2 separate regions of the Homo sapiens genome follow, and region 1 is linked to region 2. The links are chromatin loops, found by intact Hi-C in ENCODE. Cell type or tissue: CD4-positive, alpha-beta T cell. All regions are shown on one strand. Each heading gives the region's core, and the rest is flanking DNA. Links, peaks and the distances in the headings are about the cores only. Region 1 overlaps CYSLTR1 (cysteinyl leukotriene receptor 1). Region 2 holds the start of ATP7A (ATPase copper transporting alpha).

Region 1 (15,864 bases), core at 7,436-15,435, 410 kb after region 2:
GAGTTACTCAGTGAAAGGAAGCTACCAGAAGAGGCTATAAAAATCTCTGTTTGGGATTGAATGACTTAGTTTTATAGAATGTTAGAGATGGAAGAGCACTTGGAGAACATCTAATACACTCCCCTCATGACCCGGAAAGTTAAAATGACTGCTGAAAGTAACAGACAGAATTAGTGGCAGAGTAAAGACAAACCATATAATTAAGTTTCAGATTCCACAAAGCCTTTCAATAGACACTGGCACAAGACAAATTCATATACTGCTACAAATCATGACAGTTAAATATACTGTTGTACAAAGGACTGCACAAAAGGCAAGGATTGATCCATTATTTTTGCTCTTTGTTTACAATGTGGGAATACTGTTTGCTGAATTTAAAATTTACAAATTTCTTTTTAATTTTCTTGTTTATCTTCTGTTCAATCTGTCCTTATCACTTATGATGAATTATTCTTAAAGCACAGTTCAAATCATATCCTTTCCCTCTCAGAGGTCTCCAGTGGCCTATTAATTAACCTCAAAGAACTATTCAAGACTACAATAATATTCCCTCCTAACTGCATAGAGTTACTTTCCTGTTGTTTACCATATGTGTATCATGCAAATTATGCTATGAATAGCTCCATCTCTCCTTTTGTCTCTTTTTCTTTGCTCAGGGCATTTTAGGGATGGCAAAATGCTGTATTGCCATTTATAAAATGCCCTTTGTCGTCATCACTATTATATGTAATTCTAACCATCGTTAAGACAATCTCTTATATCACCTCTTCCCTAAAAACTTTCTAGATGCTCTGTATTGCTTTGAAATACTAGTTATATTAAAGGAGATGGATTAGCCACTTAATATGTATCAATTCGGTGCTAGATATTTGGAAAACAAGACACAGACCTTGCCCACTAAGGGCTTACAGTCTACTAGAAGAAGACACAAGTATGTTAACAAATAAATGCACTGCATTATTACAGCTGCTGTGATAGAAGTTGATAAAGGACACAGAGCATAAAAGTAGTAAATGGGTGCATGTATTTGTAGAAAAGGCTTTATGAAAGAGAGAAGGGTGGGGCATATGGGGAAGAGTATCCTAGGTAGGAGGAGAAAGTAGAATGAGCAAGGAATGGAGGTGTGAAGTAGCCTGGCATATTTAAGGAACATCTAACATTTTGATATGGCTAAAATATAAGATGAAAGTAGTATGCATGTGCGTGTATGTGTGTTTGGGCGTGTGTGGGTGTGTGGGCGTGTGTGTGTGTGTGATTGGACTATGGGGCTTAAAAGTGAGAAATTAGGTAGAAAAGAAATGCAGAAAGTATATCCTAAAGGGTGTTATATACCATTCTAGATAATTTGAGTTTATCTTCTAGGGAATTGAAAGCTACTACAGCATGCAGAGTGAGAAAAGAATACTGATATATAAGGGAAAGAGGAAGTAGAGCTGTAAATATAGAGGTTGCCCATCCCTGAGAGGTTTAATTTTCTTGATAAAATAAGAGACAATATTATCTGCTGAGAAAAAGAAATGGGCTGCAGTAGGGTTCAGCTCATTGAAAGATTGGTGGAGGTTGGAATAATTGGCTCTGTAGAATGGGAGAGAAATATGACCAAGAAGGGACTGATGGCCCAATTGAGGTTTGAGAATGTGAATTTTTAACAGCCCCAGTCTGCATGATTGTGTGATTTATTCCAGTAGTGCTCAGCAAGCACCCTGGGTGTAGGAGAGAAAATACACAAATGTTTCAATTGATCTAAAACCGGGGGCCACAGAGCAAATGTTATGAAAGGACAATGGAGTAAGGAAGTTAAGAATGCTTCCAAAGAAGTCCTAGACAAAGCAATTAGGCAAGGCAAAGCAATAAAAGGCATTCAAATAGGAAAAGAAGAAGTCAAACTATCTCTCTGCTGCTGCTGATTATATACATAGAAAACCTTAAAGACACTGCAAAGAAACTCCCAGAACTAACAAAAAATTCAGTAAAGTTTCAGAATATAAAATCAATGTACAAAAATCAGTCACATTTGTGTACACCAAAAACATTTTAGCTAAGAACCAAATCAAGAACACAATTCCATTTACAATAGCCACAAAAATTGAAATAGCTAGAAATTTATCTAATCAAGAAGATTAAAGAGCTCTACAAAGAGAATAACAAAACACTGCTAAAAGAAATCAGAGATGATACAAATAAATGGAAAAATATTCGATGCTCATAGAGTGGAAGAATCAATATTGTTAAAATGGCCATACTGCCCAAAGCCATTTATGGATTTAATGTTATCCCTATCAAAATACCAATGTTATTTTTCACAGTTAGAAAAATGAATTCTAAAAATTCATATGAAACCAAAGAAAGCCTAATTTACCAAAGCAATTGTAAGCAAAAGGAACAAAGCTTGAGTCATCACATTACTCAACGTCAAACCATACTATAAGACTACAGTAACCAAAATAGCATGATACTGGTACAAAAACAGACACATACACCAATGGAACACAATATAGAACCCAGAAATAACCTGCACACCTACAACCATCTGATCTTTGACAAAATTGACAAAAATAAGCAATGGGGAAAGGACTCCCTATTCAACAAATGGTGCTGGGATAACTGGCTAGCCATATGCAAAAGAATGGACCCTATACCTCTCACTATATACAAAAATTAACTGAAGATGAATTAAAGTTTTAAATGGAAAACCTCGAACCTTAAAATACTAGAAGAAAACCTAGGAAACACCCTTCTCAAGATTGATTTTGGCAAATAATTTATGGCTAAGTCCCTAAAATCAATTCCAACAAAAACAAAAATAAACAAGTAGAACCTAATTTAACTAAAGAATTTCTGCAAAGCAAAAGAAATTACCAACAAAGTAAATATACAGCTTACAGAATGGGAGAAAATATTTGCAAGCTGTACACCTGACAGAGGTCTAATATCCGGAATCTATAAGGAACATAAATCAACAAGCACAAAATAATCCAATTTAAAAATGGGGAAAGAACAGGAACAGACCCTTCTTAAAAGAAGATGTACAAGCAACCAACAAACATAAAAAATACTCAACATCACTAATCACCAGAGAAATGCAAATTAAAACCACAGTAAAATACCATCTCATAACAGTCAAAATGGCAATTAGTAAAAAGCTAGAAAATAACAGATGCTGGTGAGGCTGTGGAGAAAAGAGAGTGCTTATACACTGTTAGTGGGAATGCAAACTAGTTCAGTCACTATGGAAAGCAGTTTGGAGATTTGTTGAAAAACTTTAAATGGAACTCTATTTGACTCAGCAACCCCACTAGTGGCTATATAGCCAAGGGAAAATAATTAAGTCTATCAAAAATACATCCATGCACATATTCATCAAACTGCTATTCACAATGGCAAAGATGTGGAATCAACATAAATGGCCATCAATGATAGACTGGTTAAAGAAAATGTGGTACATATATACCATGAAGTACTATGCAGCTATATAAAAAAACAAAATCATGTCCTTTGCAGCAAGATGGACGGAGCTGGAGGCAATTATTCTAAGCAAATTAACATAGGAACAGAAAACCAAACACCACATTTCCTTGCTTACAAGTGGGAGCTAAATATTGAATACATATAGACATAAATATTGGAACAATGGACACTGGAGACTACCTGATGGGGGAGAAAGGGAAGTGGGCATGGGCTGAAAAAATACCTATTGGGTACTATGTTCCCTACCTGGGTGTTGAGATCATTTGTACCCCAAACCTCAGCATTATGCAGTATACTCATATAACAAACTGCACAATGTACCCCTTAATCTAAATAAAAGTTGAAACCAGAAAAAATAAAATTAGCAACAATAGAATGCAACCAAAATAATAGCTAAAAGTAAAATTATGAAGAAATTTAATAGATTGGCAGAAAAGGGAGAGCACAAAAGACTTGAAGACTCACTGAGATGTATGAACTGGTGTAGTGGTAAAAGGGGGTGTCTGAAAGTCTATGGGCTTTAGTCAGAGTGTTGTACATTGGAGTTCCAAATTTCAGTTCTGTGGTGACAAATAAGGCCCTGGACGTGGGCATGGAATGAGTAACCAAGATGGAATGTGAATGGACATTGTTTCAGATAAGGTGGTAAGAAAAATTGAAGTCAGTTTGTTGGGTTGGTTGTTCACATGGAAGATGACGTTACCAAAGTGATCATATAATTTAGGGGGTAGAGAGGAGAACTGTCTAAGAGGTTGACAGACGATGTGAATAAGAAAGATTAGAGGGTGACATAGATGAATGTCTTTTTGCATTATGGTAGAAAAGTAATGATTTAGAGTAGCATCAGCGAGCCAAGAGACAGCTAATAGATTCTGGCTCACAGTATATGGGATGTAGAAAAATAAGCAGCACACTTTTGATGAGAAAGACCAAGGTTAGCTTAAGGCAAGGACACGGTGAGAGAATTATTTGAAGAGGTTTAGGACATAGGAGAATTTACTCATAATGGAAAGGGTGTTTCAGAAGGCACAGTAAATAAAGGGTTAGAAAGGTCAGATGTGGAAGAATTAGGAGGAAGGAAGTACAGTGTATTCTCAGGATGTTAGAACCTTGGAGAACACTTGACTAGAGAGTTGATGATTCACCCACAGAATTCAAATTTCTGTTTTCACTTAATTTGTCTCTAGCTCTTCTTTGTACTTTTCAAAAATAGTAATTGTATCAGAGGATGGAGCAAGAAGGCAGAATGGAAGGCTCCACCAATTGTCTTCCCTGCAGGTATGTCACTTTAACAACTAGCTACAAAAAAATCACCTTCACAAGAACCAAAAATTAGGTGAGTACTCATAGTACCTGGTTTTAATTTCATATTGCAGAAAGAGGCACTAAAAAGGTAGAAAAAACAGCTTTGAATTACCAATGCCACTAATCTCCTATTCCCTAGCAGTGACAGTGTGGTGGGAAGAGTGTTTCTGTGTGCCAGAGAGGGAGAGTGCAGAAATTGTGAGGCATTGAACTCAGTGCTGTCCTATTAGAGCAGAAAGAAGAACTGGATGAAACTCAACTGACACCTGCCCACAGAGAGAGCATTTAAACCAGCCTTAGTCAGGGGAGAATTACTCACTCCAACAGTCAGAACTTGAGTTCCTGCATGCCTTGCCACCAGGGGTAAAGTGCCCTGGGGCTCTAAATAATCTTGAAAGGCAGCCTAGGCTGCAAGGACTGCAACTCCTAGGAACGTCCTAGTGCTAAACTGTGCCCAGATACAGTGGACTAGAGAAGCATGTGACCTACAGAGACACCAACCAGGCCAAGAGAGCGCTTATATCATCCTTCTTCTTATCCCAGGCTGCACAGCTTGCAAGTCCAAAATAGATGCCTTCCTTCTGCTTGAAGAGACAAAAGAGAAAAGTGGGGAGGACTTTATCTTGCATCTTGGATACCACCTCATCCATAGCAGGATAGGGCACCTGTTAGAGCTATGAGGCCCCCTTTCCAGGCCCTAGCTCCTGAATGACATTTCTAGACATACTCTGAAGGGAACCTGCTGCCTTGAAGGGAAGGACCTAGTCCTGGCAACACTCATCACCGGCCAACTGAAGAGCCCTTGGGCCTTGAATAAACAGAAATGATATCCAGGTACATTGCTGATGGTCTTTGGTGACACAGAGCTGCTGGCTTCAGGTGAAACAGCATATTCCAAGCTCTGGTGGCTGAGGCAAGATTCCTTCTGCTTCGGAAGGGAGAGAAAAAAGTGAGGGGAATTTGGTCTTACACCTTATATGCCAGCTTGGCCACAGGGAGGTAGACCACCAAATGACCTCGCAGGGTCCTCAAATCAAGTATATGGCTCTCATATGGCATTTCTGTATGTTTCTTGGGCTGGAAGGGAGCCTACTGTTCTGTAGGGTGAGTCCCAGGCTGGGCAGCATTGACTACAAGCTGACTGAAGGGAACTTGGCCCTTAAGGGAACATTGGTGGTAGTCTGGCAGTAGTCTCCATGGGTCTATAGTTATGGTGGCCATGAGATGAGGCTTCTCTGCTTTGGAATGGGGAGGGAAGAGTGGGAAGGACTGCATTTTGTAATTTGAGTGCCAACTCAGGTGCAGTGCAATAGCACACCAGGTAGACATCTAAGCATTTTGATTCTAGTCCCTGACTCCTGAACGGCACCACAGGACCCACCCAAAGAATGGGGAAACTTACTACTATTAAGAGAGGGACACAAGCCTGGCTGGGTTTACCACCTGCTGATTATAGATCCCCAGGGCCTTGAGTAAACATAGACAGTAGCCAGGGAGTGGTTACAGCAGGCCTGGGGTGATACCCAGTGCTGTGCTGACCCAGCACAGTCATAGTGGTGGTAGCCACAGGGATGCTTGTGTCACTCCACCCTCAGCTTTAGGTGGTTCACGATGGAGAGACAGAGAGACTACATTTGTTTGTAAGAAAGTAAGGGAAGAGAACAAGAATCTCTGCCTGGCAATCTGTAGAATTTTCCCACATCTTATCCAAGACCATCAAGGTAAAAGTAGCAGTGGGAAGAGCCTTATAGGCGCTCCCATTATCCAGCTTGAGCCCAGTGAAGCCATCCCTGACTGTATGTCACAGGGGCCTTTGGGGAACGCACCCAGTGGAATTAGGGAGGGGTCACAGGGTGTAAGAAGTTTCCAACTGGATTTTGCAACAATTTCAACTGGGCACTAACTTTCTTGAGCAAAAGCCAGGGAGCAAATGGGAACTGCTGCAGATATGAATGCAGGAGCCACAGCTGACACTGTGGGCAGATAGGAAGGGGTGAGACCTGAAAGCCAAGTTTGCTTGCTCAGCGGGGAAGCTTATGGCCTGGGAAAAGTTCTGAGTTCTGCAAAAGCAAGCTGCCTGGATCTAAACTTGGCACCATTAGTGGAGCACTATAGGAGCGAGGCTGGCCTTGCCAACTGTGTGGGAGGTGGGTGAGGCCTTTCACTACCAGCTATCCCCCACTTCTCTTGTGAACTATATGGCACAATAGAACCAATGGAACAGAATAGAGAACCCCAAAATAAAGCCAAATACTTACAGTCAACTGATCTTCAACAAAGCAAACAAAAACATAAACTGGGAAAGGACATCCTATTCAGAAAATGTTGCTGAAATAATTGGCAAGCCACACGTAGAAGAATGAAACTGGATCCTTGTCTTTCACTTTACACAAAAATCAACTCAAGATGTATCAAATACTTAAATCTAAGACCCAAAACCATAAAAACTCTAAAAAATAACATTGGAAAAATTCTTCTAGATGTCGGCTAAGGCAGACTTCATGACCAAGAACCCAAAAGCAAATACAACAAAAACAACAATAAATAGATGAGACAAATTTAAACTAAAAGAATTCTGCACAGCAAAAGAAATAATTAGTACAGTAAACAGACAACCCACAGAATGGGAGAAAATATTTGCAAACTATGCATCTGACAAACAACTAATATCCAAAGTCTACAACAACTCAAATAAATCAGCAAGAAAAAAACAAATAATCCCATCACAAAGTGGAAAAGGGACATGTATAGACAATTCTCAAAAGAAGATATACAAATGACCAACAAACATATGACAAAATACTCAACATCACTAATTATCTGGGAAATGCAAATTAAAACCACAATGAGATACTGCCTTACTCCTACAAGACTTAATTAAAAAATTAAAAAATAATAGATGTTGGCATGGGTGTGGTGAAAAGGGAATACTTTTACACTGCTGGTGGAAATGTAAACTAGTACAACTACTATGGAAAACAGTATGGAAATTACTTAAAGAACTAAAAGTGGAATTATCATTTGATCCAGCAATACTACTATTGGGTTTCTACCCAAAGGAAAAGAAGTCATTATATGAAAAAGACACATGCACATGCATGTTTATAGTAGCACTATTCACACTTGCAAAAATATGGAACCAGCCTAAATGCCCATCAACCAATGACTGTATAAAAAATGTTGTATATCTACACCATAGAATACTACTCAGCCATAAAAATAAATGAAATTATGGCATTTGCAGCAATCTGGACAGAGTTGGAGACCATTATTCTAAGTGAAGTAGATCAGGAATGGAAAACCAAACATTTATATATTCTCCCTTATATGTGGGAGCTAAGCTATGAGGATGCAAAGATGTAAGAATGATATAATGGACTTTGGGGACTCGGGGAAGGGTGGGAAGGGAGTGAGGGCTAAAAGACTACACATTGCGTACAGTGTACACTGCCTGGGTGATGGGAGCACTGAAATGTCAGAAATCATCACCAAAGAACTTATGCATGTAACCAGAAACCACCTGTTCCCCCAATACTATTAAAATTAAATTTAAAAGGCCTAGAGACAGAAATACCATTCGACACAGTAACCCCATTACTGGGTATATACCTGAAGGAATATAAATTCTTCTATTATAAGGACACATGCATGTGTATGTTCATTGCAGTACTATTCACAATAGCAAAGACATGGAATCAACCTACATGCCCATCAATGGTAGACTGAATAAAGAAAATGTGTCACATATACACCATGGAATACTATGCAGACACAAAAAGGAATGAGATTATGTCCTTTGTAGGGACATGGATGGAACTGGAGCCCATTATTCTTAGCAAACTAATGCAGGAACAGAAAATCAAACACCGCATATTCTCACTTATAAGTGATAGCTAAATGATGAGCACTCATGGACACATATAAGGGAACAACACACACTGGGGCCTATTGGAGGGCGGAGGATGGGAAGAGGGAGAGGATCAGGAAAAATAACTAAGGGATATTAGGTTTAATACCTTGGTGACAAAATAATCTGTACAACAAACCCCATTTACCTATGTAACAAACCTGCACATCCTGCACATGTACCCCTGAACTTAAGAAGAAGTTAAAAATAAAAAGAAAACTTTCATGCAAATAACAAATCTCTGTCCACCACAGCCACAAATGACTTACCTAAACTTTAGTCTATCATTTTCAGCTGCTTATTAGATTGCTCTACTTGGATCTCTTGTCCTTTAAAAAATTTCAAACATATTTTCAGATAAAACAACCTTCTCTTCAAAATTAACTTCCCCACCTTATGTTTCTATTTTTTCAATGACAGTAATAGTCTTCCAGTAAGTCAGGCATAGAACCTGGCAGTCATCTTTGACTCCACCCTATCCTTATTTTATCCCTCGAGTCCTGTTGATTCTTATTTTGCAATGCCTCCTGACCCTTTGTTTCTTTTTTTTTTTTTTAACCAACTTAGTTCAGCATCCTTATCTCATTATGCCTTAGCTACTTGAAGGTGATCTATGCATCCTCTTTCACACTTAAATAATCAAGAGGTGAACCTGGCAAATTTATACTTATACTTCAAGATTTAGGTTGAAGTTATCATTCTCTATGAATACTCCCATGTGCATGGTTCATTTATTACAGTGCTGTAATTACTCTTTTTTTAAAGTTGTTTAGTTTTCTTTTTTTTATTATACTTTAAGTTTTAGGGTACATGTACACAACGTGCAGGTTTGTTACATATGTATACATGTGCCATGTTGGTGTGCTGCACCCATTAACTCGTCATTTAACATTAGGTATATCTCTTAATGCTATCCCTCCCCCCTCCCCCCACCCCACAACAGGCCCCAGTGTGTGATATTCCCCTTCCTGTGTCCATGTGTTCTCATCGTTCAATTCCTACCTATGAGTGAGAACATGCAGTGTTTGGTTTTTTGTCCTTGCGTTAGTTTGCTGAGAATGATGGTTTCCGGCTTCATCCCTGTCCCTACAAAAGACATGAACTCATCATTTTTTATGGCTGCATAGTATTCCATGGTGTATATGTGCCACATTTTCTTAATCCAGTCTATCATTGTTGGACATTTGGGTTGGTTCCAAGTCTTTGCTATTGTGAATAGTGCCACAATAAACATATGTGTGCATGTGTCTTTATAGCAGCATGATTTATAATCCTTTGGGTATATACCCAGTAATGGGATGGCTAGGTCAAATGGTATTTCTAGTTTTAGATCCCTGAGGAATCGCCACAGACTTCCACAATGGTTGGACTGCTTTACAAACCCACCAACAGTGTAAAAGTGTTCCTATTTCTCCACATCCTCTCCAGCATCTGTTGTTTCCTTACTTTTTAATGATTGCCATTCTAAGTGGTGTGAGATGGTATCTCATTGTGGTTTTGATTTGCATTTCTCTGATGGCCAGTGATGATGAGCATTTTTTCATGTGTCTGTTGGCTGCATAAATGTCTTCTTTTGAGAAGTGTCTGTTCATATCCTTCGCCCACTTTTTGATGGGGTTGTTTTTTTCTTGTACATTTGTTTGAGTTCATTGTAGATTCTGGATATTGGCCCTTTGTCAGATGAGTAGATTGCAAAAATTTTCTCCCATTCTATAGGTTGCCTATTCACTCTGATGGTAGTTTCTTTTGCTGTGCAGAAGCTCTTTAGTTTAATTAGATCCCATTTGTCAATTTCGGCTTTTGTTGCCATTGCTTTTGGTGTTTTAGACATGAAGTACTTGCCCATGCCTATGTCCTGAATGGTATTGCCTATGTTTTCTTCTAGGGTTTTTATGGTTTTAGGTCTAATATTTAAGTCTTTAATCCATCTTGAATTAATTTTTGTATAAGGTGTAAGGAAGGGATCCAGTTTCAGCTTTCTGCATATGGCTAGCCAGTTTTCCCAGCACCATTTATTAAATAGGGAATCCTTTCCCCATTGCTTGTTTTTTGTCAGGTTTGTGAAAGATCAGATAGTTGTAGATATGTGGCATTATTTCTGAGGGCTCTGTTCTGTTCCATTGGTCTATATCTCTGTTTTGCTACCAGTACCATGTTGTTTTGGTTACTATAGCCTTGTAGTATAGTTTGAAGTTGGGTAGCGTGATGCCTCCAGCTTTCTCCTTTTGGCTTAGGATTGACTTGGCAATGCGGGCTCTTTTTTGGTTCCATATGAACTTTAAAGTAGTTGTTTCCAATTCTGTGAAGAAAGTCATTGGTAGCTTCATGGGGATGGCATTGAATCTATAAATTACCTTGGGCAGTATGGCCATTTTCACGATCTTGATTCTTCCTACCCATGAGCATGGAATGTTCTTCCATTTGTTTGTATCCTCTTTTATTTCATTGAGCAGCGGTTTGTAGTTCTCCTTGAAGAGGTCCTTCACATCCCTTGTAAGTTGGATTCCTAGGTATTTTATTCTCTTTGAAGCAATTGTGAATGGGAGTTCACTCATGATTTGGCTCTCTGTTTTTCTGTTATTGCTGTAATTACTCTTTTTGCTTACATGTCTGTCACACCCATTTAGACAGTAAGCTCATAGCTCATTAGTAGCAGTGAGTTGCTTTCTTCATTTTTTGCTCTTTTCCTCTCCTAATTGGGCAACTTTGAAGAGTAACTTTGTGGTCTTAAGAGCTTTTGAGTAATAGAGCATCTAATTTCCCAGGGTGGATGTCTAGGATCAGAGGAAGGAGCACGTGTGTGTGTGTGTGTGTGTGTGTGTGTGTGTGTGTGTAAGTGCAGGTGCTGTTATGCAAGAATCTAAATAATGGTGTAAAGTGATAGTAAAATGTGGATATATCTAGTAGGGTAGAATCTATTTAAAAGAAGCCTGAAAATTCACAGAGTGCAGGGGACCATGACTCATGGATGGGCATTTTACAAATCACCAGAGAAGAAAGGAAAGGGGGTGGAGCAGATTGAATCTACACATTTGGGCAGAAAGGGAGGCAAAGATCTTAAAACAAAGACGGCATAGCGGTGGCTCATGCCTGTAATCCCAGCGCTTTGGGAGACCAAGGTGAGTGAATCACCTGAGGTCGGGAGTTTGAGACCAGCGTGACCAACATGGAGAAACACCATCTCTCCTAAAAATACAAAATTAGCTGGGCGTGGTGGCACATGCCTGTAATCCCAGCTACTCAGGAGGCTGAGGCAGGAGAACTGCTTGAACCCGGGAGGCGGAGGCTGTGGTGAGCCGAGATTTTACCATTGCACTCCAGCTTGGGCAACAAGAGTGAAACCCTGTCTCAAAAAAAAAAAAAAAGGCATAAGTGGTCTGGTGGGGCTGGAGGAGAGTTCAAAAGTGCCATATTTCAGAGACTAATGGAAATGCAAAGACTCAAGGATGTGTTTGATTATAGGGTCCGAATGAGACTGATGGGTGTTTTTGGATTGAACCAATAGCAGAGACAAAAAGATTAAATCAGTATCTGGATGTACTTTCATGATTCTATTAAGTTATACGCCTGCCAAGATTTCCTTTACCTTTCTAGTAAATGCTAGCATGCACTGGAGAGTCTGTATGTGTTGGAGGAGTGCCAACAGGAGTGGGGTGATGAAGGCAGGGCCAAAGCAGAAGAGGAAGTGGGGAGGCTGGGACTCAGGGCTCCTAAAACCGATACTTCCTCTTCTGCTGCTGAGCAGTGGCAGGATGCAGAAAACATATTTAAAGAGGGTGCAGCTCAGTGGAGCCCTGTTTTTATTTGACCAACTCCCCAGTGCCCTCTTTCCTCCTCTCCATGTAGCCTATTATTGTCAAATGAAAAAAAGTTGGTTGTGCCATCCTGTAATTCTGAGCTCAGGGAGGTTAGGGACAATGCTGTATTAATCTTTTGATACAGTAGACACTCATTAATGTTTGTTGAATCAATATCTGAATGAATAGGAGAGTCAACAAATATGAATGTTTTGTAAATTACAAAGCTCTTTAAAATGTAAATTTTTATTATTCTCTTTCTTATTCATATAAGGCTCACCTACTTTGACCACACCACCCCACAATCATATCTCTCTTTGCACATAGGAAAATGTGTATTTGATGTTTATTGAGTGATTGTTTATTGATTGACTACAGTAAAGCTACTCATCCTCTATGGAGATTTAATCTACAAACCATCAGGCTATGCTAATGATCCCAGTGACTTTCTTCCATCGTAGTAAAAGATTTGGGGGAGGAGGGCAGAATGATCCTTCCGTCTGTGATCACTTTAGCCCTATCATTACAATAAGTAGCTTTCTTACTTCATATTTCCAGGGATGTGCTGCTCACAGGGATATGCTTTTTGGGAATACATTTCCAAGGATATGTATTCTCATTGGTATTAAAAACTATGGGGGAACTGATACTTCGTTGCTGACAGCTCTCAGGTGTTTCTTCTGTAGTCTCTTATTCTCCTTAAGAGGAGAACGTCAAACCCATCAATTCAGGCCATTCTGTTGTCAGACAGTTGGAATCTAAGCACATGACACTGTCAAACCAAAAAGGACCTTGGACTGTGGCATTCAGAACTAATGACAGTGTGTCCCCTTCCATTGTACTGTGCCAAAAATGCTTTATCCTGTGTAATCAGATTAAAAGGATGCATAAGACCAGAACTTAAGGGAAATGAAAGTTAACAAAAGGCAATAGAGATCTTGAGGAGTGCATGAGTGTGGGTGACAGTGTATAGTGGAGGATACTTTCACCCCTAGTTTGGGTGATAGAAATGTGTTGCAACCTACACACATACTTTTGAACTTTTTGTAAAGCACTAAGTAGAGGGCCTTTTTCCAGGAATACCTCTATAACTCTCTACCTAATTACCAGCAGCTTGGAATCCTCTGATGTTCTGAGGTCATTGCTTACAGCTAACTCTGAGGCCTGCTTCTATCATCTTGGCATTTAGATGTCTGGCTCTTGCAAAAGAGTTGTTCTCTAGGAGATTGCTTTTTATTTAAGGCCCTTTGTCTTAAGTAAGAATTCAAATTCAGATCAAACACAAATGGTAACCAATTTGGAATGAAAAGAAGCCTTATTACCTTCTGAGGCCTGAGTATTTCCTAGGAACTTTGGAATAAGTATGTAAGACACATCTGAGATGTTTGAGTGTTGTTATTATTAGCTCAATTCTACTTAGCTTGGTGAATCCATGACAACACAAAGACAACCCTTTGTAGAAACAAACACTGTTAATCTGAAATTTATGAGAAATCTTAAGAAGTCATATACTTTAGACATCTTGAAATGCTATTCAAAACTGGATTTTTCTTTCCCTTTTAGGGAAAAGGGATTGATGAAAAATAAAAGAATGCCCAAATGTCTCCTATTTTTTCTTTAGCTCAAGGACCTCAAGTCTAGATCTGAACTCCTGTTTCTTTTCTATCAGTTCCACATATGTAGGAGCTCAAATGTCTGGGTTGTATTGATTCTGAAAGCACTCTAAGCAAGATAATGACATTTTATTCATCAAAAGGAAAATCAACTATGTGTTAAATGTCCAAGGGCTTATGTTTACTCTTCTCTCTCTTTTCCTCTATTTCTATAAGGACCTCTTCCTAACTTATCCCCCAAATTTAAAGTATTTTTTTCTCTTTTCTTCCATATGAACCCACCACCCCAATCTAGAAGAAGGACTGTGGGGCACAGAGAAAGGAGAGGTCATGATGAGATGGAGTGGGATGAGACAGAATGAAGCAGCAGGATAGAAGAATTTATACAGTGGCCTTTTCTACTAATCCATAAAGAAATCTTAATTAAAGGCAAAAGTAATTGCCATCTGAGGGTGTTTTAGCACCTTGATTGTAACATGAATTAATGGACCTAAGATGTCTGGATTTATCTAATCAAATTAGATAAAGGAATGGCTTTCTTTATTGCCTTTTCTGTAGGGATGAGGATATGTACTTCTTGCTATGAGTCTATCAGACTTCTTAGCAGTTTTTTGTTTGTTTGTTTGTTTGTTTTTTGAGACGGAGTCTCGCTTTGTCGCCCGGCTTGAGTGCAGTGGCGCGATCTCGGCTCACTGCGACCTCCACCACCCGGGTTCAAGCGATTCTCCTGCCTCAGCCTCTCGAGTAGCTGGGACTACAGGCATGCCTCATGACACCCAGCTAATTTTTGTATTTTTAGTAGAGATGGGGTTTCACCATATTGGCCAGGATGGTCTCAATCTCTTGACCTTGTGATCTGCCCACCTCGGCCTCCCAAAGTGCTGGGATTACAGGCATGAGCCACCACACCCAGCCAACAGTTTTATTTCTGCACTGCAAAGCAACAAATTGGCATACTGACTAATCTATCTTTTGTAGGGTTGACTAATATAAATATATCTTTCAACAGTTTGTTCATATCTGATTGAACTGGGAAAGCTTTTCTCACTGACCCTTAAATCATACCACATAGATGTTCATGTGGCCTGAAACGCAAATAACACTGGAGTGAGAGATAAAAGTGACTTTAGGTCTTTCTATTTTAGACACACACACACACACACACACAACTAGACATACTTATATATTTTAAAAACGTGATTTGTATTATAACCAAATCTGTGATTGAACAAGTGGTTTTATGAAAGAGTAGTGGGATATTGTGTTGCATTCAAAACTTGCTGCAAAAAACTATTTTAATCCTTAGCATATAATCCTAAGAATCAATGGGCTTGGTTAAAGTAGTAACAACAAAAGGTGGATAGTGCTTTCACAGAAATACTTTTTAAATACTACTCTTAAATATTTTATTCCTTTTAGAGTTCACATTGAGGTGTGCATAAGTATTGTAGGGCTAGTGACAACTATAATCCAGAGTGTTTGATGCTACTGACAGGTCCTAAGAGTAGGATGAGGTTGCTGAGACTTAGAGTGATGTCCCTGACCTAGCAATATAGTCTAGGGAGTAGAAAGTAGCTAGCCCTACTGTCTCCCCATGCAGTCAGTTTTGTTATATGTTTATCCACCTGGAATGAATGGAATTTAAACAAAATCCTTCTGATGGTGGTTTGTATTTTCAAGTCGCTTTCAGATTTTATATTTATCATTTTAAGAGATTTAGAAAATATTCCTATCAGCTCATTACTGCATTAGATACACAAAGGAACCAAGAAAT
Region 2 (16,565 bases), core at 2,317-10,316:
CTTGAACTCCTGACCTCAGGTGATCCGCCCGCCTTGGTTTCCCAAAGTGCTAGGATTACAGGTGTGAGCCACTGTGCCCAGCCTTGTGTAGCTGTTAAAAGGATCATATGGTGAGTTAAAATCTGCCTTTTTCCTATGCTACCCATTGTTCATTGAAGCACAGAAATTCTGACCCACTTCCATATAACAGCCATCAGATAATAGAAAATTGCTATCATATCTCCTCAATTTTCTTTTTCAAATTAAACATCCTTAGTTCTATCAGTAATTTTTTTGTTCATGGTTTCCAGGATTTTTACTGTCTTGGATCGCCTTCCTGGACATAACTTCACTTAACAATTTTTCTTTTAAAATTTTACACTCAGAACTTAGCACAGTATTCGTGACAGATGAGATGTAATGTATCTTTTTATATTTTAGTTTCTTTACATCTTACATTTAACAATCTATCTTTCAGTCACTGTTACTTACTGGCTAAAAGTAGGAGTCCTGAAGTCTGTGTTTTTTTTTTTTGTTTTGTTTTTTGTTTTTTTTTTTTTTGAGATGGAATCTTGCTCTGTCGCCCAGGCTGGAGTGCAGTGGCGCGATCTCTGCTCACTGCAAACTCCGCCTCCCGGGTTCACGCCATCCTCCTGCCTCAGCCTTCCGAGTAGCTGGGACTACAGGTGCCCACCACCATGCCCGGCTAATTTTTTGTATTTTTAGTAGAGATGGGGTTTCACCGTGTTAGCCAGGATGGTCTCGATCTCCTGACCTCGTGATCCACCCACCTCGGCCTCCCAAAGTGCTGGGATTACAAGCGTGAGCCACTGCGCCCGGCCCGAAGTCTTAATAAATGCATAAGTTGGTTTAAAAAGATACAAATTAATCCTTAATGTAATAAACTTTATTTAAATAAATAGGCCTTTTTAGTTTTTGTTTTGATCTTCCTGAAATCAAATATTAAGATGTGTGCCTAGGCTGGGCATGGTGGCTCACGCCTGTAGTCCTAGCACTTTGGGAGGCCCTGGCGGGTGGATCACCTGAGGTCAGGAGTTTGGTACTAGCATGGTGAAACCCCATCTCTACTAAAAATACAAAAATTAGCCGGGCGTGGTGGTGGGCACCTGTAGTCCCAGCTACTTGGGAGGCTGAGGCAGGAGAATCGCCTGAAGTTGGAGGGGGTGGAGGTTGCAGTGAGTTGAGATCGTGCCACTGTACTCTAGCCTGGGCGATAAAGCGAGACTGTCTCAAAAAAAAAAAAAGTCTCAAAAAAAAAATTAAAGTGTGCTTAATTAGAAGGATAAACAGATGTTGAACAAATGTTTGATCAGAGGAGCTTTTGGAGGTGAAATGTTCCTTAGTGATACAGAGAATATAAAATACTCTGGCAGTTACTTAGGTAGTTGTGGTTGAGGGAATCAGTGTATTGAGTGGGTAGTATAGAAATGTGAAGTATAAATTTGAATTAAATAAAATTTAAAAATTCATTTCCTTGGTGATACTAGTCATATTCCAGGTGGCTAGTAGCCACATGTAGCTAGTGACTACTGTTTTTAACAGTGAAGATCTAGAACATTTCCTTCAGCTCAAGAAGTTCTATTGAACAACAGGACTGCTCTAGAAAATTAGGACAGCAATCAGGTTTGGCCTATATGGAGGGTATTAGATCCCAGGTGAGTTTCTGTGTATTTTTAACCTATAGAACAGAATATCTGTCATTTTCAAGAAATAGTCTCCGAGAGAGTGTACTCTGGTTTAAACACGTAACTGACAGCATTTTAATTCTTACAGGTAGCAACACAAGTCGGAATAGAATGGAACCTGTCCCCTGTTGGCAGAGTTACCCCAAAGGAATGGAGGAATCAGTAATCATCCCAGCTGGTGTAATAATGAATTGTTTAAAAAACAGCTCATAATTGATGCCAAATTAAAGCACTGTGTACCCATTAAGATATGGCATTATTGAAGAAATAAAGTACATTTGAAACCTTCATTGTAGGTTTTGTTTCTTTGTAAATGAAACTAAGCTTGATCACTTTAGCCTTTATGTTAATATTAAAGTCAAATGCTGTGCAGCTTCTTAAATAGGTTTTTTTTTTTTTTTTTTTTTTTTTTTGGGACGAAGTCTCACTTTGTCCCCCAGGCTGGAGTGCAGTGGCACCATCTCAGCTCACTGCGACCTCTGCCTCCTGAGTTCAAGTGATTCTCCTGTCTCAGCCTCCCGAGTAGCCAGAACTACAGGCACATGCCATGACGCCCAGCTAATTTTTTTTTTTTTTGAGACGGAGTCTCACTCTGTTGCCCAGGCTGGAATGCAATGGCGTGATCTCGGCTCCTGCAACCTCCGCCTCCCGGGTTCAAGCGATTCTCCTGTCTCAGCCTTCCAAGTAGCTGGGATTACAGGTGCACGCCACCAGGCCCGGCTAATTTTTGTATTTTTAGTAGAGACGGGGTTTCACCATGTTGGTCAGGCTGGTCTCGAGCTCCTGATCTCGTGATCCACCCACCTTGGTCTCCCAAAGTGCTGGGATTACAGGTGTGAGCCACCGTGCCCGGCAATTTTTGTATTTTTAGTAGAGACAGGGTTTCACCATATTGGTCAGGCTGGTTTCAAACTCACGACCTCAGGTGATCCGCCTGCCTTGGCCTCCCAAAGTGGTAGGATTACAGGCGTGAGCCACGGCACCCAGCCCTTAAATGGCTTTTATGAGGTAATGTGAAAGGAAAATTTGCCTTTGACCTGGAAGTCAACTTTATAGTAAGCTGAAATTATAAATAACTGATCATGGAACTATTGCAGATCACCTTTGAGCCAAAAATTTGGCCTGGATTTTGGTTATGCCTACTACTATGTGCCTCTCATTTGTATTTATACCTGGAATTGGCATTATTAACTCCTTTTCACTCCTGCCTAGAAAACTTAAAGTGTCACCAGACCCAAGGGCGGAGTGGTCCTATAAAACAAACTCGTAGCCTGTCTGAAGACTAGCTACTAGCTCCTTGGCTGTTTTGGCATATTCATCTTGATTATAGCTCTTGGTCTTTCATCATATTAGGGATGTTTATGATGTTATTAAAGAAAATCTTGTCAAATGCAGTCTGTTCCTAGTTATCTACTATCAGTCACCTGTTGTATAATTATAACAATGTTTGGATTTGTGGATTATTATTTTAGTATATAACATTGGATTTTATGTATGTTACCTGAAGAAGAGCAATATCTGTACCACATATTTCTTTGTTTTTCTTTTTTGAGATGAAGTCTCACTCTGTTGCCCAGGCTGGAGTGCAGTGGTGTGATCTTGACACACTGCAACCTTTGCCTCCCGGATTCAAGTGATTCTCCTGTCTCAGCCTCCCTAGTAACTGGAATTACAGGCGCCTGCCACCATGCCTGGCTAATTTTTGTATTTTTAGTAGAGATGGGGTTTCACCATGTTGGCCAACCTGGTCTTGAACTCCTGACCTCAGGCGATCCACCCACCTCAGCCTCCCAAAGTGCTAGGCTTACAGGCATGAGACACCGCGCCCGGCTTATATATCATTACTTTCTTGGCTGAGAGCTGTAGTCTGTGGTAGTTGTTTTGTTTTGTTTTTTGTTTTTTTTTTGTAGTTTTCTTGATCGTGATCAATTAAGCAGAAAGTAGAATTTCAGTCAGGTAACCTGTCTATATTAGCTAAATTATCTTTTGCTTATTACATAGAGTGCTAGAAGTATGCTGTCATGGCATATGTCCTAGTTTCTCATCAAATGGACCAAAGTCAGTGATTTTATTTGAAGAGGAAAAATTGAACGTCATTGTAAATTAAGTTGCAAGTTTAGTAACCATATTGTACCACTGTTTGATAAATTTGAACGCTTTATGGTATTTCATATTTAGAATGTTCAAAATAGTACTGAAGTATTCAAATACATACAACCCTGAGCGATATTGAAGTAAAATAAACATGTATTTAAGGAAGTGTCAACCTTCAATTATATACCTTTTTGTCACTGAATTAACACTTATTTCTCACGACGTGGAAGCAGTTTCAGTATGGTTTGTACTAAGCTAAGTGATAGTTGTCATCTGTATGACAATTTAGAATGTTTTCTGTGTCCATTTGTGATCAAAATTATATGTTGCTTTGTGTGATAAAACCTGGTGGTGGTAGTAACTTTGAACACACTTTTTGAACTTAATTTTGTAGTTAATCTTATCCTGATGAGTAATTCTAAAACTTATGACCACTACTAGAAATGAAGCAGTTTTTTGTGTGTGTGTGCCATCACAGTATATACTGACCTTGGAGCTTTCCTAGTGCTCTCAGAGCCATGAAAATATCCTTTCACACAAATTTTCTCAACTTACCCGTAACATCGCTTTGAGTTTCAGTCATACCTAGAGTTGGAAAGTCGTCAAATTAGTCCTCTGTCCTCAAGTATCTGTAAGTCTGAAGAATTTAGGTAAGTTACTTACCTTAAAATCATTGCCAATCCTTTAAACTCTATTTGGATGGCTGTGAAATATTTTAACATTAGGGTTAATGTCATAAATCCCATTCTTTTTTTTTTTTTGAGACCGAGTTTTGCTCTGTCATCCAGGCTGGAGTTCAGTGGTGTGATTTTGGCTCACTGCAACCTCCGCCTCCTGGGTTCAAGGGATTCTGCCTCGGCCTCCCAAGTAGCTGGAATTACAGGCGCCCACCATCACACCTGGTTAATTTTTATATTTTTAGTAGAGACAGGGTTTTGTCATGTTGGCCAGGCTGGTCTCGAACTCCTGACCTCAGGCGATCCACCTGCCTCGGCCTCCCAAAGTGCTGGGATTACAGTCGTGAGCCACGGTGCCCAACCTCATAAATCTCATTCTTAATTTCACTCTAGGACAGAATTATTGTAGCACCTGTGTTCTGTTATTTTAGATTCATTTTAACTTACCTAGACACGGGTACTGTGGTAGTTGTAGAGGTACAGATGTTGAGTTCCCATCCTCCTGGCTTAATGTCACTGGGGTTATTAATACACTTCATAAGCATTTTAGGGACACCTGCTGTCTGCTCAACCCCCAGCAAACCTGATTATTTCTTGAAGACATTCCCTTCTATGCTTGTGCATTGGTAAGGAGGATTAGGGATGATGCATTTAAAGACAAGAGTTTTAGGCTGGGCCTGGTGGCTCATATCTGTAATCCCAGCACTTTGGGCAGCTGAGGTGGGAGGATCATTTGAGGCCAAGAGTTCGAGACCAGCCTGGGCAACAAAGGGAGACTCCCATCTCCACACACAAAAAAATAAAAACTAGCCAGGTGTGGTGGTGTGTGCCCATAGTTCCAACTACTTGGGAGGCTGAGGTGCAAGGATCGCTTTAGCCCCGGAGTTTAAGGTTACAAGGACCTATGATCACACTTCTGCACTCCAGCCTGGGTGACAGCAAGACTCTCAAAACCAAACAACAACAAAATATATATATAGCTCTCTAGGTTTTTATGTTAAATATTAGAGTGCCTAAGAATGTACATGGTTGGCAGAGGATCTTGCAGCTCATAGTGATAAACTTTAGTATTTACATAAAAATACTAGATAGCTAGTAGATTCAATGTTCTGCTTCTGAAAAAGATATATTTTTGGTTTTGCCTTTTAGTGAATTTCTTTTGGATGCTTAACACAATGTTAATATAGTTACAAACCAACTTGCTAATATTTGGAAACCCACTTAAAAGCTATCTTCATTTCATATGATGTGATTTTTAAGATTTTAAATTTGGGGCTGAGTTTGTATCTTAATAATTAAGGCTGCACACATTGACAACTACAAAATAATGCCTGGGAAGATGAGTCCTGAGGCTAATTTTATATTTATGTGGATGAGTGTGGAGGGGGATAATAATTCTGAAATACTTAATCACAGACCTAAAATGTAGATCTATGGGTAATTTTAAATGTTGCCTGTCAAGGCTTAATAGGGACTTGACAACAGCTAGGATGGAAATTATTTCAACACTTAAATATGCTTACTTTGTGCCGGACGCTGTTCTAAGTCTTTTACAAATATTTACTTGATATTTGTATTTTGTGTACTATTTTGATTTCTGCAACATTATTAGGCTTCATACTCTTCTGTGGGAACTGGGTTCAAATGGTTCCAGATGAAAATACAAATAGTCCTGTGATTAGTTTTGTTCTACATCTTATGACAGATACTTCATGAAAGGAAATATGAAAAGGCCACATCTTGCTTTGAAATAAGTGAGATGGAGCCTCTCCCTCTTTTTACTGTTAATGTTCATAGTTTTAAAAATCCTAGAATTTTGCTGCTTTTCAAAATGTTAAGTTGGAAAGCAAGAATAAAATGACCCTTTTTTCAAATGTTTTCTGTACCATTTATTGCATTGTTTACATTTTATGCATCTCATTTCTAAATGAACTCATGGTAACAGAGACTGTAACACTTTTGCATCACCGGAATCTTCTAGGTGTGTAAAATGATGGACGAGTGAATGAATAAATGGGGGAGTGGTTCAGAGCTTGGAATGGCGCTATGAAGGTGGTGAAGTGACGTCCCTACCCCCTCAACACACATATAAAAATTATGAATTTATAAACATTTTCCTCTTGATGTAATTTTTCAATGGAGGGAAGAGGATAAATTCATAGTTCTGGCACTTACATCTGGAATTAGGCTACACAGTCTACGGGAAGCAAGTTAACACAGTCTAACAGATGCACGTGAATTTCATGCTGGGCGAAGATGAACTATGTGGAAGATGACTTATAAGGAGCTTTTATGTTACATCTTGGCAGTTAACACAGTCTAACTGATGCACGTGAATTTCATGCTGGGCGAAGATGAACTATGTGGAAGATGACTTATAAGGAGCTTTTATGTTACATCTTGGCAGTTAACACAGTCTAACAGATGCACGTGAATTTCATGCTAGGCAAAGATGAACTATGTGGAAGATGACTTATAAGGATCTTTTATGTTACATCTTGGCCTGAGGTTAGGAAACTAAAGATGACAAAGGCACTGTTTTAGTATGGGTTTTCTGGTTTCGCTTTTGTCGTGGGGGCGGGGTGGGATAGTGGACTCGTACCCTAACAAAGACCCACTCGAGGCTGCGTGTCGGCCCGGGGGCAGCAGGGGGCAGGAGAAGCTGGCTCTAGACCACGCGTTCCTTTTCACGTGACCAGTCGCTCTCTTTCCCGTGGCGGCCCTGCTTCCGGCAGGGGCATCACCCGGAAGTGGGGGTAGTCGAGGGAGGGAGGGGTAAAGGCGGCTGGCCGCCGCGGCGGGGGGTGGGAAAAGAGAAGCAGAGGGAGGAGTTGTTGCTGCCGCCGCCGCAGCCGCAGCTACTGTGACTTCTCCGATTGTGTGAGCTTTGTTGGAGCCTGCGTACGTGGATTTATCGCTGCCACGGTCTGCGTAGCTCCAGAGGTTTAACCATAGGATAGAGAAACCAGGTAAGTCCTACATTGGCTTCCCGTCGTCCTTTCTCCTGGAGGGGGTCTTCTGTGCTGTCAGTTTGTACTACGAGTGTGGTGAGAAGGTCATGTTAGTCTGGGGCAGTCTCGAAAGTTTCACTTATTCACAATTCAGGTATTAACTACATTTATGTTTTACCTCCCCTAACAGGGGATAGAGGAGGGGAAATTAAATCCTGACCTGTGTCACTTTCTTGTACCCTCTTGGAGAGAATGTCCTGATCATCCATGGCCTACGTTACCCAATTAATTGAGGGTACAAGAAAGTTTGTGTTTGGCATTGAAAGTCACATGGACTGGGGTCTTTGCTTAGTGACACCTCTTTATACTTTGGAAGCTAAGGTTACTAAAATGACCATAATTGATGAAATAATAATTGAAAAATAGATATTTGGCTTCTTGTCTTGCTCTGGGAGCGTAAGGTAAACTGAGAGAACTCTTGTTTCCACTTAGTTTTGTTCATTGTGCCCCCTTTCCAGTAAAGTTACTGTCCATTGTCCGACCCTGTGGCATCTTATCTTTGACACTTTTCTTCGTTGTAGACGTTGAGATTATCTTAAGCACAAACACTTATCGTTTCACAATTCAGCGTTTGTCCAGGATCTGATCTTTATTTTAATCACAGACTCTTTATCTACAATAGTATGGCTTTGTATTGAGAATATGTGCAGAACATTGAATTAGATGATACTGAGGTTATTAATTTTTTTTTTTTTTTGCCGGGTGCGGGGGGGTGGTGGGGAGGGGGTGATGCACAAGAAATAAGACAGAGTTCCTGGCCTCAAAAGAGTTTACTTACAGTAGGCTGGGCGCAGTGTCTGACACACCTGTAATACCAACACTTTGGGAGGCCGAGGAGGGTGGATCACCTGAGGTCAGGAGATCGAGACCAGCCTGGCCATCATGGCGAAACCCTGTCTTTACTAAAAATACAAAAATTAGCTGGGCGTGGTGGCGGGCGCCTGTAATCCCAGCTAGTCGGGAGACTGAGGCAAGAGGATCGCTTGAACCTGGGAGGCGGATGTTGCAGTGAGCCGAGATCGTGCCACTGCACTCCAGCCTGGGCTACAAGAGCGAAACTGTCTCCAAAAAAGAAGAAAGAAAAATAAACAGTTTACATACAATTGAGTCCGAATTGAGTCAGTTGAATTCAGCTATGAAGACAACGGTTTCTAGCAGCCCCACTGACTGAATTACTAGGTTGCTTATCACATCCTTTTCAATGGTTATTTTTGAACTGGCATTTTATTATATTTAACATTTTCTGGTGTCTAAGGTCATGACATGAGAGAGTTTTTTTTGTACTTGAGGATCTCAATGTAGTAGGAAAGAAAGATACACGATTACCTAAACATTTAAAAAATCTCACTAACGTTATATATTAGAAACAGGAGGTGTTATGAGAGTGCAGGGAAGGGAGCATGTGAACTGGGCTTTGAAAAATAGATAGGATTTAGCTTTGCAGGAATGGAGGAAGAGGAAGACATCTATCTGGACTGATAGATAGAAGAAATAATGTGAGCAAAGCCATGGGGGTCTGGAAAGTTGCCCGACATCCAGTAACACACTGTAAGTCAATATTCCTATTTCTAACAGCCACATCTTCCAAGATGTCACTGATTAAAATTAGAAAAAATATAGAATACAAAACTAGTCAGCTCACAAACATATCCAACTGCCCTCCAGCCAATAAGAAAGCTTATATAGAGAAAAAAATACATGGAAATGACAAAAGCAATGTTAATGTATGAGGCTTAATTCTGATGTAAACTCAAATCTAAAAGAGAAAAAATGTAAAACTCGCTATACTTTAATTCTGATTGAGTGTTGTGCCTTAAATATAATTTGGAATCATTTTTAAAATTGTTGGGAATGAATAACATTTTCTGAAGTGAGCAACTGTTCCAGGTTTTCCCCAAGGAATCTCTGCTTTTCCTTTTTTCCTCTAAATTGATTTCTCTCTATTGATCTTCTTAACTTGATAGGAACTATTCTATTCCGATCACAGCCTTAGAAAGATCTTGATGCCTGCCCTCAAGATAAGGTTAAACACTAATCCCTCCAAAGGATAGGTTAACATCTCTGTTCTCTAAAGCAGAAGGTTGATTTTCTTTGAAAAATGCTTGCAGAAGCAGTAAAATTTGCTTACAAAACAAGAGAGAGAGAGAAAAGAGTGCAAAAATAACCCCAGCTAACACACCACAACCTTCACTTCTGTGAGGGCGCTAAAGGAAATACATTTTAAAAAAATAAATTCCTTGTTATAACTCCTTTTATCTATATATTTAAAAGCTCTTGGCAAACTTTATTAATCAAGACTTTGGACATCCTGATGAGTGAAAATAATCTTCATTTGCCAGTTGGGAAAGTAAATTGCAAGGAGAGATTTTTGTCTGAACTCATAGAAGCACTAGCATAGATGAGAATAGTATTTGGGAGTTTTGTCTCAAAATTCCTTCTATTCATCTTTGTTAAAGGGCAGTTCAGGTTTTAGCGTTTTGTTTTTAGACAACGATATTTCTTAGGATATAGCTCAACATGGGGCCGGGGCAAGGGGGAGGCTGGGGGACAGATGAGTGATAGGCAATGGTTAGGCAGAGTATTTTAGTTCACTCTACCATCCCAGCAATCATGTTTTTCCCTCTTAAATCTCAGTCTTCAGGTTGATTTAATGTGATATTACTTGCTTACTTAACTTGCTGAGATAGTTTGGCAGGAAAAATATCAAAATTCCTTTAGAATGTGTTTCATTAAAGTAAAAGGGTCCTGTGTTTCTGATTTTATAAAATGTTCTTACTTTTTCCAGCACTGTTTGCAAATTGAAGTGATTTCCTAATCTTTTTGTGCCCAAATGTATGAGATATTGGTAGACTACATCAGTTTTCACAGATACCTCTTTCCTTGAAGGAAATGAGGGTAAAATACCCCATTTTGAGTCAGTTATGTGTACTTTGTACCATATTTTCTGTTCACATTTAAAATTATACAGCTATGTCTCAAGGATGAAAAAAGAGTTTTACTTATTTTTACTATTAATCTCTAGTGTAGAAGTCCAGTTTTTCAGACCTATAATCAGGAGTGCATTTTTAACAATTTACCAGTTGAAATAAATGGGTTATTTCACATTGTAGGGATATTGTTTTAGACTGGCCATTAACCTTATTTTATTTTATTTTTATTTTAAAAGATGTTATTGTTATTATTTATCTATGTATTTATTTCTAGAGGCAGGGCCTCGCTCTGTGGCCCAGGCTAGGGTGCCATGGCACAATCATAGCTCACTGCAGCCTTAATCTCCTGGGCTCAAATGATCCTCTGGCCTCTCAAGTAGCTGGAACCACAGGCGCATGCCACCATGCCTAGCTACTTATTTATTAATTAATTATTATTTTTTAAATAATATTATTTTTAAGAGATGGGGTCTTGCTCTGTCACCCAGGCTGGAGTGCAGTGGCGCCATCATAACTCACTGCAGTCTCGATCTCCCAGGCTCAAGCGATCCTCCTACCTCAGCCTCCTGAGTAGCTGGGACTATAGGTGTGTGCCACCACTCCCAGCTAATTTTTAAACTTTTTGTAGAGACAGCATCGTGCTGTGCAGTGGTGCTATCTCGGCTCACTGCAACCTCCGCCTCCTGGGTTCTAGTGATTCTCTTGCTTCAGTCTCCCAAGTAGCGGGGATTACAGGTGCGCGCCACCACACTTGGTTAGTTTTTGTATTTTTGGTAGAGAAGGGGTTTTGCCATGTTGGTCAGGCTGGTATCGAACTCCTGACTGACCTCAAGTGATCCACCCTCCTCAGCCTCCCAAAGTGCTGGGATTACAGGCATGAGCCACTGTGCCAGGCCTTAAAACACCTAGTGTTAAAAATGGTGTCTTAATTGTATTCTCAGATTCTCCTAGAAAGAAAAGATATACTAAATGTATATTTAGATATACTAAAACACCTAATGTTTATTTTTGTTTATTTATTTTTGAGATGGAGTCTGGCTCTGTCACCTAGGCTGGAGTGAAATGGTCTATGTTTGTTTTTTCATCTTGACAGTAATATCTTTGAACATTTTCTGGAGTATTAGATATTATTCTCTTGATGCTTCAAGGTATCTTAACTTCACCATTGTATTGCGATATATTGTTTTGGAGAGACAGTATAATATAGGATTAAGAGTGGAGGCTAGGTGGGGCACAGTTGCTCACGCCTGTAATCCCAGCACTTTGGGAGGCCGTGGCAGGCGGATTGCTTGAGCCCAGGCGTTCGAGACCAGCCTGGGCAACATAGGGAAACCCTGTCTCTACAAAAAATACAAAAATTAGCTGAGTGTGTTGGCACGTGCCTGTAGTCCCAGCTACTCAGGAGGCTGAGGTGGAAGGATCGCTTGAGCCTGGAAGGTTGAGGCTGCAGTGAGCTGAGATCACACCACTGCACTCCACCCTGGATGAGAGAGTGACAGAGTGAGACCCTGTCTTGTCCGGAAAAAAAAAAAAAGCCTGTCTTGTCTGGCTCAGTCCAGGTGCTAGACTGTCTAGGTGGGATCCCAGCCCCTCTGCTTACTACTTGTATGACCCTGCGCAGATTTCATACTCCTCTGTGCCTCAGTTCCTTCAAATTTCTAAAATGGGGACAATAACAGTACCTGTCTCACAGGATTGTTAATGATCTAATACATGTACGGTGTCTGGCAGATAGTAAACATACAATAAAATGTAGTTACCTTTAATATTTTAATATATTATTTACTGTAAAAGTAATTTTAACATCCTATATAATAAAATTATAAATTACAGTTTTGCTGTACTATAAATTTAGTAGACTACAGGATCAATATACTAATCAATCAATACTTGCAAGCAATATTTAAATTCTTTAAAAAAATTTTTTTTGGAGACAGGGTCTTGCTCCGTAGCCCAGGCTGGAGTTGCAATGGCACGATCTCGGCTCACTGCAACCTCTGCCTCCAGGGTTCAAGCGATTCTCATGCCTCAGCCCCCCGAGTAGATGGGGTTACAGGCGTGTGCCACCACACCCGGCTAATTTATTTATTTTTAGTAGAGATGGGGTTTCGCCATGTTGGCCAGCCTGGTCTCAAACTCCTGGCCTCAGGTGATCTGTCCGCTTCAGCCTCCCAAAGTGCTGGGATTACAGGTTTGAGCTACCGCTCCCGGCCCTGCCACCACGCCCGGCACAATACTTAATTTCTAACTTACACCATAGAAAATTGGCCGGTGCGGTGGCTCACGCCTGTAATCTCAGCACTTTGGGAGGCTGAGGTGGGTAGATTGCTTGAATTCAGGAGTTCCAGACCAGCCTGGGCAACAAGGTGAAACCCCATCTCTACAAAAATTACAAAAAATAGCCAGGTGTGGTGGCATGCGCCTATAGTCCCAGCTACTGGGGAGGCTAAAGTGGGGGAATTGCTTGAGCCTGGGAGGTTGAGGCTGCAATGAGCTGAGATCATGCCACTGCAGTCCAGCCTGGGTGACAGAGTGAGACCCTGTCTCAAAAAAAAAAAAAAAAAGAAAAAAAAAGAGAAAGAAAATGGAAAACTCAGATTGAGAGGGTCCCCCAGTAGCCTATAGTACACCTACATATGCTAACATGGCATCTTAAAGCTCATTATTACAGCTGGCAAATCAAATCACTGTGATGTGCTCATCCTATTTCCCTATCAAGAAAACTCATAACAATCTGCTTCTGTAATTAGTGAGCCACAGACTCTAGGCCATCGAGATTTTCCACATTCCCTAATTGTCAAATGCTGAACCATACTTGTACTGAATAAGTTGTGATACAGTGTAAGCAAGGGAAAAGGCCTTATGTATGTCTAACCTACTCTGCAAATAGCTGCATTCTTACAAAGTTGTGTGTAAATTGAATTTTTACAAAGCATGTCAGCACTTTGATTAGTACATTTTTATTGTGTGCTTATTGCATATTCAGTGTTTCCTGTGAGCTATACAAAGAAGCATAAGGCATATGTTCCAATGTCTAGCAAGAGAAAGAAGTTTAATACCAAGCAGAGAGAAATTAGGTACTACTAAACTATGAAACTGATTCCAGGGTATTCGGAATTTAAAAAGAAAGTGGCTAGGAGTATTTGACATGATTTTTCATGAAGGAGGTGGGACTTCAGTTCATTTACTTACTCAACAGTGATTTATTGAGTAGCCACCATGTTCACTGGTGGTATGATAGTGAACAGAGCAGATATGGTCCTGTTTCTGTGGAGTTTACAGACTAGTGAAGTAATAGAACTTAAATATGTGCAAGAAAACATTCTAGGTGAGGGGACCAGTTCTAAACAAAGTCATAGAAATAAATGATAAGAGCATGGACTATATGGCAATCAGTGAAGGGACTTGCTTGATTGTAGTAGAGATTTTATGTTGGGGAGGAGCACTGCAAGTGATAGATGCAGACCATCTTTTGAATGCTTTGAAGAACTATTTAAGTCTGTCTAAAAGTCCTTTGGATACACTGTTCTGGAGAGGGTTTGGGGCTTTGGGGTCATACTGCCTTGGTTTGATCTCATCTCTACTCTAATTTGTTTAAGTTTAGAATTTTATAGTAAGTTTTCTCAGTGACACAACTCTATAGGCAACAAACTGATATTTACAGAGTGGTTGGGGTCAGTAACCCTTGTATCAGTTAAGCAATGTACACATGAAGTGCCAGTAGGAAGTCCAAGGAAAGGTTGGGAGAAATAAAAGGAGGTTAGTAAAGGAAAGAGAAATAAATACATTCTGTGATAGTTGGTAGAATGTCATCAGAAATGTCTTCAAGCAAAACAATACATTTGCCTGTCTTTTGTTTCTAGTTGCGTTTAATGGTAGTGTGTTTTCCTTGTCTAAATATGAGAAAGAGAAACTAAACTGCAGCTACTTGACGTGGGCATCTGAGAGCTACCAATGGTTGGCTTAGGTTATGTTCTACATTTGAAGCATCTGGTCAGTTTTAGATTGTCTTCTATATTTGAAGCATCTGGCTAGACCACTTGTGTCCCAGTTTTCTATTTTACCTAAACTCAACTTGGTCAGAAGCTTATGTAGTAAGTATTGTTTGTAACCTGTGTTAGTACTCTCTTAACATGGCTTAAAGCATGAATGGATTGTCAAATGAATACCTGTTATGACCTGTATTTTTTCTTGTTACCTTTGGATTTAATGTAAGTATAATAATGCTCTAAGAACATTTGACAGTATTGTTCAGGCACTTTTTTTTTTTTTTTTTTGAGACAGGGTCTGGCTTTATTGCCTAGGCTGGAGTGCAGTGGCACGATCACAGCTCACTGCAGCCTCAACCTCCTGGGCTCAAGCAATCCTCCTACTTCAGCATTCCAAGTAGATAGGACCACAGGCATGTGCCACCATGCCTGGCTAATTTTTAAAATTTTTTTTTTGTAGAGACGGGATCTTACTTTGTTGCCCAGGCTGGTCTTGAACTCCTGGGTTCAAGTGATTCTCCTGCCTCAGCCTCCCCAAAGTGCTAGGAGTACACAGGCATGAGCCATCATGCATAGCTGCTTATTCAGGTGCTTTTAAGAAATTTTTTCCACCAGAAAAGTAGAAATGATCATACCAGACTACCTTTGTCTCCTCCCAATCTTTTATTATGGTGATGTCCAACCTTGTTATAAGGAGGAGCTTCTTTTAATCTCAGAGTCATGAGATCAGGGCAGATACTGACAGTATAGTTCCTGAGAAGTAGTTGCTGGCTGTGCTGTTCTTCCTTTCCCAATGGGAATCTTAGCTGAGACATGTAGCAGAGAGAAGACATTATGGGGAGCCAGCATGGAGCTTTATAGGAGGTGAGGTGTCTAGATCTACCAGTAGATCCCGATTTGCAGGTTTGAGACTCCTACCTTATTTCATCCATGGCTGTTGCATTGTACAAATCTAGTGGGCAGCAGCCACAGTCTGTAAAAATTATGACATGGAATTACACAATGTGGCAGCCCTGGAAACTACCCAAACCACTTCTATTTCTAGTCCTGTATTCCCTTCAATACCTACTACATCCAGCAGCCGTGATAGTCCCAACACGTTTATCATTTGACTCTCTTTGCCTCCCACTTGAAGGCTCCCCTTTAATCCAACAGATAAAAATTACATCTTTGTCTAAGGATTTCAAGGTGTTGCATAAATTTTCTTATTCTATTTAAGTATACTCATCAAGAAAATGATAATAACTGCCTCGTCTAATTCATAGGTTTTTATCAGTATCAAGTGGAATAATGTATGCAAAAACTTCATAAATTAAAGAATACTACACAAATATAATATTCTTTTCAGATATATTATGTTGTGGAAAGAATACTGAATTCCAATCAGATGTCTGGCATCTCAGTTCTTTCTGCTATTAACAAACTGTGACTTTGGACAAATTACTTTGTGCTCTGGGGACTTTGTTTCCTTACCTATAAGAGGAAACTTATAATGCCACTCCTATCTACCCAGACACCTAAGAGCTACTTTTTCCTCACCTCCACATTCAGTCACCAAATTTGTTGTCTAGTTCTTAAAATTTCTTAAGTTGGTCCTGCCCTCTCTATCTCCATTCAGTTCCTAATCACTTCCCTTTTGGGCAGCAGCCTGTTAAAAAAAATTGTGGTAAAATATGCATAATATAATATTGACTATTTTAACCTTTTTTTTTGAGACGAAGTCTCACTCTGTCACCCAGGATGCAGTGCAATGGTGTGATCTCTGCTCACTGCAGCCTCCGCCTCCCAGGCTCAAGCAATTCTCCTGCCTCAGCCCCCTGAGTAGCTAAGATTACAGGCACACGCCACCCCTGGCTAATTTTTGTATTTTTAGTGGAGACGGGGTTTCACCATGTTGGCCAGGCTGGTGTCAAGCTCCTGACCTCAAATGATCCACCCGCCTTGGCCTCCCAAAGTGCTGGGATTACAGGCGTGAGCCACTGTGTCCGGCCCCATTTTAACCATTTTTAAAGGTACAAGTCAGTGGCATTGAGTGCATTCTCAGTGTTGTACAATCATCACTGTTATGCATTTCCAGATTTTTTTCATCATCCCAAACTGAAACTCTGTACCCATTAAATAATAGCTTCTCATTCTGCCTTCTCTCACCCCCTGGTAACCTCATTCTACTTTCTGTCTC

What was found. Peaks named below come from ENCODE experiments on the same cell type or tissue, not always from the same donor. Only the 100,000 strongest peaks of a DNase experiment are listed, where the experiment ranks them.
Region 1: it touches region 2 in a loop (4-fold over the local background); 5 of 110 quality-filtered maps call a loop at or near these places.

Annotation. Positions count from the first base shown.
Region 1 is chrX:78,309,661-78,325,524 of GRCh38, forward strand. The region is part of intron 1 of CYSLTR1 (cysteinyl leukotriene receptor 1); the gene reads right to left. Among named protein-coding and RNA genes, the nearest start is that of CYSLTR1, 10 kb to the right of the region's middle. RefSeq lists an enhancer at 13,315-13,404. In CD4-positive, alpha-beta T cell, for the core only: no CTCF peak of the experiment used is centred there; a DNase peak (open chromatin) is centred at 12,341; H3K4me3 peaks cover 432 bases; H3K27ac peaks cover 2,199 bases.
Region 2 is chrX:77,903,411-77,919,975 of GRCh38, forward strand. It overlaps COX7B (cytochrome c oxidase subunit 7B), which reads left to right. Exons shown (of 3, transcript NM_001866.3): 3 at 1,774-3,966. The coding sequence ends at 1,851. It overlaps ATP7A (ATPase copper transporting alpha), which reads left to right and starts at 7,283. Exons shown (of 23, transcript NM_000052.7): 1 at 7,283-7,425. In CD4-positive, alpha-beta T cell, for the core only: a CTCF peak has its summit at 7,092 (motif pointing right); a DNase peak (open chromatin) is centred at 7,171; H3K4me3 peaks cover 2,420 bases; H3K27ac peaks cover 1,700 bases.